Linked DNA regions of Homo sapiens: region 1 is linked to region 2. Evidence: chromatin loops called from intact Hi-C (ENCODE). Cell type or tissue: A673. All regions are shown on one strand. Links, peaks and the distances in the headings refer to the core of each region. The heading gives the core; the rest is flanking DNA.

Evidence for each region. Peaks named below come from ENCODE experiments on the same cell type or tissue, not always from the same donor. Only the 100,000 strongest peaks of a DNase experiment are listed, where the experiment ranks them.
Region 1: it touches region 2 in a loop (2.1-fold over the local background); 8 of 110 quality-filtered maps call a loop at or near these places.

Annotation. Positions count from the first base shown.
Region 1 is chr12:112,024,377-112,029,758 of GRCh38, forward strand. It overlaps NAA25 (N-alpha-acetyltransferase 25, NatB auxiliary subunit), which reads right to left. Exons shown (of 24, transcript NM_024953.4): 24 at 2,313-5,277. The coding sequence ends at 5,155. Among named protein-coding and RNA genes, the nearest start is that of MIR3657, 11 kb to the right of the region's middle. In A673, for the core only: no CTCF peak of the experiment used is centred there; no DNase peak of the experiment used is centred there; H3K27ac peaks cover 1,238 bases.
Region 2 is chr12:112,074,838-112,080,219 of GRCh38, forward strand. It overlaps NAA25 (N-alpha-acetyltransferase 25, NatB auxiliary subunit), which reads right to left. Exons shown (of 24, transcript NM_024953.4): 6 at 3,797-3,904; 7 at 3,351-3,429; 8 at 841-952. Among named protein-coding and RNA genes, the nearest start is that of NAA25, 31 kb to the right of the region's middle. In A673, for the core only: no CTCF peak of the experiment used is centred there; no DNase peak of the experiment used is centred there.

The DNA.
Region 1 (5,382 bases), core at 160-5,159, 50 kb before region 2:
ATTCAGATTCTAATGAAGACTATGGACTGGATTCCCAGAATCAATCAAATACTTATAGTTATTTTTTTAAGAGATGGGCATCTTGCTTTGTTGCGCAGGCTAGACTTGAATTCCTGGGCTAAAGCGATCCTCCCGCCTCAGCCTCCTGAGTAGCTGGGGAGTACAGGTGCATGCCGCTGCACCTTGTTAAGTATTTCAATTTTAAGGGAATTTCCTGATAACCTGAAGCAAAGCAGACACTGGATCCAACATGAATTGTGTTTAAGGAACTTGCAAGTTATCTCAAATGGTGCGAAGGGTAATTTACAAATAGTTCTTGGTAATTGGCACCACAAAAAATGTTGGAGTTGGAATATATTAGCAGAGATTATACATAGGGAACTAATCTGGGAATATGAACACGGCCAACAAGACTTAAGAAGGTGAGGGAGATGGTGAGGGGGATCTGGATTTTAGCTCATTTCCTCAATGCTTAAGGGAGTTTGAATCGTTTGCAGGAGAGTTCGATAATTTCAATATTAAACAGTAGTCTTACCTGCAACAACTACTTTTCTCATTTGTAAAATAGTCCAGTATCTGGGCCGGTGCGGTGGCTCATGCCTGTGATCCCACACTTTGGGAGGCCGAGGCGGGCAGATCACTTGAGGTCAGGAGTTTGAGACCAGCCTGGCCAACATGGTGAAACCCCGTCTCTACTAAAAATACAAAAATTAGCCGGCCGTGGTGGCAGATGCCTGTAATCCCAGCTACTCAGGAGGCTGAGGCAGGAGAATCGCTGGAACTCGGGAGGCGGAGGTTGCAGTGAGCCAGGATCGCGCCATTGCACTCCAGCCTGGGGGACAAGAGAGAAACTGTCTCAAAAAAAAAAAAAAAAAAAAAAAAATAGTATCTGAGGCCTAAATTAACTGGGCTATATGGAAGCTGGAGGTTGCAGAAAAGCTCTGCACTCCTGAAGCATAAACTGCCATAGGAACCCCACAAATAATTTGTATAAGCATTTGGTTCATGGTAGCTTACCCTCCAGTCATACTGTAAAATACATGTCTGCACCAAGACAGGAACAGCATCTAAAAAAACAGGGCACATAAAAAAGCATAAACCTGAGCCCATCTCTCAAGAAAATTAAGAATGGCAGTGAGGTATACCCAAGTACCTATCTTTTGCTAAAGAAAAACCTTGGGAGGCTGAGGTGGGCAGATCACGAGGTCAGGAGTTCGAGACCATCCTGGCCAACATGGTGAAACCCCGTCTCTACTAAAAATACAAAAATTAGCTGGGTGTGGTGCCACACGCCTGTAATCCCAGCTACTCGGGAGGCTGAGGCAGGAGAATCACTTGAACCCAGGAGGCCGAGACTGGTGAACCAAGATCGTGCCACTGCACTCCAGCCTGGCGACAGAGCGAGACTCCGTCTCAAAAAAATAAAAGAAAAACCTTGGGATGGAGTTAATTCATAACTGAAGAAACAGGCAAAAACTGACTCTTTGGGGCTCATACAAGACAATATCACAGGACAGAAAGTAAAAAAGAGCTAAGTTCCTACTTTCACTGTGTTGTCAATGTACCTGAATAAGTTCCGAATCCCAGCTTGTGGGTTCGAGTACCCTTGGATAAATCATGTCATCAGCCTGCCTGAAATCCTCTGGTAACTTCCCACTAAATTTAGAATAAAATCTCATTCCTTCCCCGGACTACTAAGTCCTGATGGCTCTCATCCCTACTCAACTTTCTATCTCAATCCTACCCCTTTCATTAAGTCCCAGCCACTTGAACATTTTTTCACTTCCTGGAACCGGCTCAGCAGTTTCCTGCCTTGGGGCATTTGCATGTGTGTTACTTTTTTCCTGACAGTTCATCATTCAGATCAGAGGTCACCACTTAGGAGGTCCTCCTGTGACCCATTCTGAAGTGACCCTCTAGACACACTCAATTCACATACTGTGATTTACATTATTAAGCAGGATGTAATTACAAACTAATATTTTTATTGCCTCTTCCCCACCTCACAGCCACTAACTAGGATATATGTTACTCACTTACTAACTAGGACACAGGGTCTCACCAGAGCCTAAAGTGGAATCTGCTATATGCTAATTTAAGTGTTCAATACATATATGTTGAATTAATAACTGCAAGTACAGAAGGTACTAACTTTTGAGTCAAAAGGACTAGCTGACTTCAAATAAAAATTCTAAATTCTCAAATATTAAAAATATGTTGGGATATAGCCCTAAATTCACAACTGAGATGAATTACACCATTCAGAAGGTTGTGGCTTCTAAGAATCTGAACAAAAAGGAACCAGGCAGAAATGCCAACTTAAAATGAAAATGTTTATATAAATTAACCCATCCAGTTTAAAGTAGATTTGCTATGCTTCACTTACTTAAGGAAGAATATATACTTCCTATATTAATAAATCACATCAAATAAGTAGGAAGTTTCAATAACAAGCCTGTAGATACATTGAAACCCCTTTTTATATTAAAAGTTAAAATGAAAGACAAATCCAGATTGAACATAGTGATTGCAAAATATAATGCAATTTTCAACAATTAAAATTATGAAAATATACAAAATTGATGGGCAACACAACTAGGCATTTGTACATTTTCCATTATGTGGAGAACACTACAAGTTTCTCTACCTTTTATCTACATCAGATAAATGATTTAAACCAAATGTTTGCTTTGGAGAGTCTTAACTTAGGATCTCAGTAGTATAAAAAGCAATAATTTTTCAGTCTGTAAACAGTAGTCGTGATTTTTCTCCTTTCCTTTTTTAAATATCAGTTTACCACACAAAAACAAACAAAACAAAAAAACCCATACAAATCAAAAACAGCAGCAGCAGCAATGGGTTATTTGGGAATTCTCTTCAAATACCAATGGCATACGATTGCTGGGAGAGGGTGCTTTTTACTCATGTAAGAATATATATATATATATATTTTTTTAACTGTACACAATTTATAGTACATGAGGGTTTCCAAAAGAACAGATTGATAAGAGATATTGGCCATTTCTGCATAATTTCATTCTTTTTACAATTATCTCAAAATGTGAAAGCTGGATCTAATTGAAATGCTACATTTAGTAGGAAAATCAGCAAATAACAAAGGAAGCATAACCTCAACATAACATTATTTGTCATTAAAGCCAGTAGAGGTCCCAGATATCTTTAGGCAAGAGACTGGTTAGGAAGACCACTAGAGTCACACACTGTCCCTGAGGACCAAGGCTAGCCCACTGAACATACATATGCTAGATTGATCATGGTCAGTCGATAGACTTTTTCAAAGAGCATTTCTACAGTACAGTACTTTTTTGGATATTCAGAGAGACATCATTTCAAGAACACACGCCATACACATGTACCCCACCCTCCCCAGCAGACACACACAAAGTTCCATCTTAAACAGGCCATAGTTTTATGAAAGAATATGTTGTCATTACATGAAATTCAGAATTAACCACAATTTTCCATTCATCTTGTTCAAGACAGTTCTTCCTTTTGGGATAGGGTATATGACCAGCTGTTGCTACTCATATCAAAAATAAATTTTTGAAATTAGTTGATGGACTAGGATTTCCAACAAGCCTTATTTTGAACAGGTAATGTAGTAATTGTTTAAAATTTCCTTGGAAGTTTAAGCACTGTATCAAATTATGAATCTAAGAAAGTCAAAATGAAGGGACAAAATGCAATTACTTTGCGTACACAGATATTCCCAGCTCTCTTGGTTGCTTTTAAAAGAAAAAAGTACCACATTTCACTGGAGCAGTGCAGGTTGGAAAGCACCTTTAAGGTCTTCAAGACCAATCCTCCATTGGATGCTTAATTTCCTCATCAAATTCATTTCTTTGCTCTTACAGAATTAAACTTGAACTATATTTAGGTAACAGACCAAAAACAGAAGCAGGGATTTAAACAGAAAAATATTATCAAAGAAACTGCATAAATTGTAGGACATTTTCAAGAGCAATTTTTACCTCTTCTATCAGACCAACCACTGATAGAAGAAGCTAGAGTCTTGGGGACATCCAGGTGAACAAAGTAAACACCATCCTGTTATAATTCTCTAAGTTTGAAGAAAGTAGTCCAAACCTCAAACCCACTGAATAACATTTCTTTTGCCAGCCTAAAACTTAAAGCCTAAGGCTAAATCCATAATATTACATTCCTTCCTTCCCAAACCCCCCACACTTAAAACATTAAAGTATTAAATCTTAATTTTCAAGTCATATATATATGTGTATATATATATATGTATATATATGACTCACAAAACCAATGAAATAAGTATCATACTTGCCTGCATAAATTATGTGCACCTCTCTTCTTTGAAACAGTCATTCCTATCTTTCCCAAATGTATGAAAGACAGAAAGCTAGTCCTCAGCGGGCTTAATAAGTGGTCTGCACTGCTTTCCCCTCTAAACAGCTATAAATTAACAGAGCCTTCCTTGCCTTCTTACCTGAGATTTTTAACTCTCACAGAAGCTAGGATGGGGATGTCTTAACTATCAGACAAAAACTAGCCAAAAACTAAGTGCCTGTGGTCATCCAAGTGGTGCCCTTCTATTGCGGGTGCATATGCCAGATCTCATCTAAGGTCCTTTGTGTACCTGCCTTGGGTTCTGTGGGAGCCAAGTAGCTGAGAAAGCCTCAAAACAAACTTACTGCTGTGAAAAGGGGGTCTGTTCCCAGGCATGGTCTCCCCTCCACTTCTTGTGGCTCAAGGACCAGACCAAAAACTCTCAATGTTATTTATAATGGAAGGGCTATTCAGTTGCTATGAGGTTGATGCTTTATGCTTAATTTCTATTGCTGTTTTTATAGACCCCCCGCTCCCCTGAAAAGATGTTTCTGGTGATGGGAAGAAGAAAAGTAGGGTTCTCTTGTTGCTGCCATATGCATATGAACATGTATAAAAAGTGGTCAAACCCAGATGAGGGTCCCGCTTCTGGTTTATATACAATAATTTAATCAGTTGTATATATTTAACACCTAAAAAAATTCACGATCAAAGTCCTTCATGCATTTTATGAGGAAGTTCTGGATTAAAATCATGGTCAACCAGATGTTGCTTTTGCCTGGGAAGATGGTGTCATATTCTGTTGCAGAGTCATCAGTGCCCATGATAGATACTTCCTTAAATTTTTAGTTTCTTTGTGGTCTCAAGTCTTTTTTTCAGCAGCTCCCCCATTTCCAGAAGTGAGTGCAGATAACTGCTCTGCACCTTCCCTTGCACAGTCTTTGAAAATTTTCTCTCTTCCTATAAAGGAGGAGACAAGAATAATTAGTCTTGTTTAAAAACCATCCCCCCAGATTCTAGTTCTCAGATAAAAGTTAAAGCTGCCATTACCTTTGGTCTCATTGC
Region 2 (5,382 bases), core at 85-5,084:
TCAATTTATTTTGTAAGTTATATTTTAGTATGTAGTAGGTTGGCTTACCCCCACCCACTCCATGTTTCCTTTGCAAATCTAAAAGGGCATTTTCAAAGTAATACTACTTTGTATTTGTAAAGAGTAGTAAACTACTCTTTCCTTCAATAAAATGACCAGGTCTAGAAAACTAATATTCATAACAGAAAAGTCCCCACATAAGCACTTCCAAAATAGAGGGAAGGGGAGAGAAGTGTTGTAGCAAAGAATGAAGCCTCTCTCTTTTAGGGGAATACTGAATTTGAGAAATTAATGATTTTCAGTGTTCATTCTTAAGCCCTAACTAGAATTCAGCACCATGGTGGCACAAGTATCTTTTTTTTTTTTTTGAGATGGAGTCTCATTGTTGTCACCCAGGCTGGAGTGCAGTGGCATGATCTCAGCTCACTGCAACCTCTGCCTCCCAGGTTCAAGCGATTCTTGTGCCTCAGCTTCCCGAGGGGCTGGGACTACAGGCACGCACCACCACAACTAGCTAATTTTTGTATTTTCAGTAAAGACAGGGTTTCGCCATGTTGGCCAGGCTGGTCTCAAACTCCTGACCTCAAGTGATCTGCCCACCTTGGCCTCTCAAAGTGCTGGGATCATAGGCATGAGCCACCATGCCCAGCCTACAAGTACCATTATAATACTCTACTGAAAGATGAAGGCTCCTTAAAAACTTTTAGAAACATGCAGGACACAACTACTATAAGAAGACTTTATGCCCAGAAACTTCAAAACACAGACACCAAGAAAATCAATAGTGAGGTCTTAAAGCCTCACTACAGTCAAATGGTACAAAAGAAAGCTTTTACTCACTTTTTTAGTAAGAGGCGCCGGGAAAGGGCATTGCACTCTGGCCACCTGCTCAGCTTCTTGTACATAGCCATGCATTTATTTTCCCGACTCTGAATCTCACTTGTCAACTTCTCTAAAATCAAAAGTTATAAAAGTTGGTAAGCTGGTTTCATTTCTGCTCAATAACCAGAATAGAGTCCAACCACAAGAAGGAAAATGTCACATTTTCTTTTCTTTTTTTTTGAGATGGAGTTTCACTCTTGTCACCCAGGCTGGAGTGCAATGGCACGATCTTGGCTCACTGCAACCTCCACCTCCTGGATTCAAGCGATTCTCCTGTCTCAGCCTCCCAAGTAGCTGGGATTACAGGCATCTGCCACCACGCCTGGCTAATTTTTGTATTTTTAGTAGAGACAGGATTTCACCATGTTGGCCAGGCTGGTCTTAAACTCCTGACCTCAGGTGATCCACCCATCCCAGCCTCCCAGAGTGCTGGGATTACAGCTGTGAGCTACCGGGCCCGGCCTAAATGTCACATTTTCTTATTCACTCTCTTAGAAAATGGGACCACTATTACATACAAACTACTACTATCTTATTAAAGATTATTTTACTTCAAAGAAAAAAGTACATTACTGACAGTAAATTTTTATAATCATTTTCTTTGTAAAAGGATAGGTTTCACAATGTATTGGGTTGAACATCTATTAATAGTACATGGGATATACTTATAAAATCCCAACAGCATCTAGGGACTAGTAAATTTAGTCCATAGACAAGCTGCCCATCCATACAGTTCCAAAACATCAAAGAGGACTGAGCTGACATGAGCTAAGAAAGATGAGATGTTGGAAGAAGACAAAAAAGAGTGGAGAGGAATCAAATCTTTCCAAACAACTGAAAACAAAAAAACTAGGATGATAGTTCTGACCAAATTAGATTTGCCCAACTGTTTAGCAGATTAAGGATACCAAAAATTACATTATGAATTTCCTGTTGAGAATCTAACTTTTTACTATCCATAGAGCTATAATGTAGTTTAAAAAAAAAAAAGGGCCAGGCCTGACAGGTCACACCTGTAGTAATCCCAGCACTTTGGGAGGCTGAAGCAGGCAGATCGCTTGAGACCAGGAGTTCGAGACCAGCCTGGGCAACATATTGAGACCCCACCTCTACAAAAAATATAAAAATTAGCCAGGTTTGATGGCATACGCCTGGAGTCCTAACTATTTAGGAGGCTGTGGTGAGAGGATAACTTAAACCCAGGAGATCAAGGCTGCAGTGAGCTGTGATGATGCCACTGCATTCTAGCCTGGCTAACAGAGCAAGGCCCTGTCTCAAAAACAACAACAACAACAAAAAAAAACAAGAAGTTTCTTGTGAGTAGCCTAAATATCCATCAAAAACTGGTTAAGTAAATTTCTACATTCACACTGTGGAACACTGGACAGTTATTAAAGGAGTGAGGTAGTGAACTTTATCTCTAGGAAATACTATTTAGTTAAAATAATAATAATAATAATAAAATAATGGAGGCCAGGCGTGGTGGCTCACACCTGTAATCCCAGCACTTTGGGAGGCAGAGGCAGGCAGATCACTTGAGGTTAGGAGTTTGAAACCAGCCTGGCCAACATGTTGAAACCCCGTCTCTACTAAAAATACAAAAATTAGCTGGGCGTGGTGGTGTGTGCCTGTAGTCCCAGCTACTCACGAGGCTGAGGCAGGAGAATCACTTGAACCCAGGAGGCAGAGGTTGCAGTGAGCCGAGATCGCACCACTGCACTCTAGCCTGGCCACAGAGTGAGACTCTGTCTCCAAAAAAAAAAAGAAAGAAAGAAATAATGGAGCCCAGTGTGGTGGTGTGTGCCCGTCGTCCTAGCTACTTGGGAGGCTGAGATGGGAGAATCACTTGAGCCCAGGAGTTCAAGTCCAGCCTGGGCAAAACAGTGAGACCTCATCTCTTTAAAATAAATAAATAAATAATAAAAATAAAGTATGGGTATAAGAGTATGCACAGCAGAGGTCACAAACTCAAATGCCTTCATAAGACAGACATACAAATAAAGAAGGAATGTTTGCGGTATCTACAGAGTACAAATCCTGACTAGAGGGGCATTAATTAATTTAAAATTTTTAAAGAAAAATTTTTTTTAAATAAAAACATTGTGCTAACTGAATAAGATTATTCTATGAGCCAGGTATATTATGTTTTCATTCGTGTTTAAAAAAAAAAGTGGGGAAGATGAATCTTTACAAGAATATAAAGTGTAACTGGAGGAAAACCTAGGGGAAGACGGCTAGAGATCTGGAGTATAACCTTTCACACTCCTTGAAGTTTCTGAATCTGTTATTTTCAAGTAAAAACATTTTTAAAAATAAATTTACAACATACAGAAAAGTCTGGAAGAATATAACAAAATGATCAAAAGTGTTTATGTCTTTATATCCTTATGTGGAAATTTTCTACAATAAACATTTTTCATGTTTAAATAGGAAAAAAAAAAAGCTTTAAGAAAATGTTTAAAAATTACCTCCTAATTTCCCTCTGATGACATCCAAGGCCTCCTGGTACTTTCCCAAACGTTCCAGGATCATATAATAAAGTTCAACCTTACAGAAAAAAAACAAGAAGTGCAACCTCTGAAACTTTTCAATAATAAAAAGACAGTCATTTATAGGTTTTTAAAAAGTTATTTAATAGAGCATGTCTTCAAATGAGATGAAACTGACAGTACGAAGCAGGTAACAGGATCTTCTCCATCTATATCTCTCCCGTCTATACACATCTCAGCCTAGAGTACTTGCTGGAAACAGGTCAGTGATTAGACCTACGCTGAGGGCTTCAGATTTACCCAAAGGCCAAAAGTGAGGACCCAGCTATCAAACTGGAACAAAACAACAGTTCATAGTATTATAACATAATATTGTAGCACTAGCAAAAAAATGAAAACACAAAAGTAAGGCTTAAAATACTCACTTCAGCCTCAGCTTCTATCTTGTCCTCTTTCACCATTTTTTCGACCATTCTCTCAGCAAGGGGCAGAAACATTGTTTTTGAGAGGTTTTCATCCTGTGCCGATATAGACTGAAAGAAGAAAAATAATGTTTCATTCTAATTCTCCCCTGCTTGCACTATTGATATTAACATTACTGTTAATTGGGCACATAATTATCAATCCACCATGTCAAATATCAGACCTAATATGAATTCCCTGCCAAGGAGGTACATTACGGAGCAGTTTGTTTTACAAAAGATTTCTTTGCTAAAGATTCATTATCCTATGTGTTCTTGAAATACTGAGCTTCCACAATACAACCTAGCATTTAAGTCGGTTATTTATACATTTTTCTAGAAGAATGTAAAGAGGGAGCATGCCTATGCTGTTTATTATTTATGAGTATTATCAGGTATTTGAAGAGGAAAGCCTTCCAGGTATCTTTGAGATGTTCACATACTAGAAGAGAAATGCCAATTCCTTTCATTACACAGTTTACTAGTAGCTAGTTACCTTAAATTGGTAACAACAATTAACACATGAAATTAATAAAGTTAATAACACCAGATTCTGCTCACAGCTCACTTAACCCTTGTAAACAACCTTTCAAGGTAGATATTATGCTTATTTTACAAAGAAACTAAGGTTAGGCCAGGCGTGGTGGCTCATGACTGTAAACTTAACACTCCAGGAGGCTGGGGCAGGTGGATCCCTTGAGGCCAGAAATTTTGAGACCAGCCTGGCCAACATGGCAAAACCCCCGTCTCTACTGAAAAATAATTTAAAAAATTAGCTAGGTGTGTGTGGTGGTGCATGCTTATAATCCTAGCTACTTGGGAGGCTGAGACATGAGAATCGCTTGAACCTAGGAGGTGCAGTAAGCTGAGGTCATGCCACTGCACTCCAGCTTGGACAACAGAAAAAAAAAAAAACTAAGGTTAAGAAATTCCCCAGACAGCTTTACCAGACATGCGGTAAAGCTAATGTATGAAGGCAGACCTGTCTGACCCCATAACATCTGTTCTTAAACACTACTTTTAAATCCTTCCTCCCCATCCTCTCCTATACAGAATCTCACTTTGGTCCCTGGGAGAAAAGTGTCTCCTTTCTGCAAAAGAGCAAACTGAGGCTCAGAAAGGAGAAGTGATAAAAGAAGGCCACCCAGTTCAATGAGCCATTAACTAATCAGCAATATTGTCTTAAAAGCAAACCTCAAGTTGTAATATCAAACATTTCAAGGCTCATGCTTGATCAAGCAACCCAGCAATAGATTAGAGATTCAGGGGAAATACAGTCCATGCTACCCACAAATAAACTGATATACCAACTCATAAAGAATACTCAAGGGCCAGGCGCGGTGGCTCATGCCTGTAATCCCAGCACATTGGGAGGCCGAGGCGGGCGGATCACGAGGTCAGGAGATCGAGACCATCCTGGCTAACATGGTGAAACCCCATCTCTACTAAAAATACAAAAAAATTAGCCGGGCATGGTAGCAGATGCTTGTAGTCCCAGCTACTCAGGAGGCTGAGGCAGGAGAATGGCGTAAACCTGGGAGGTGGGGCTT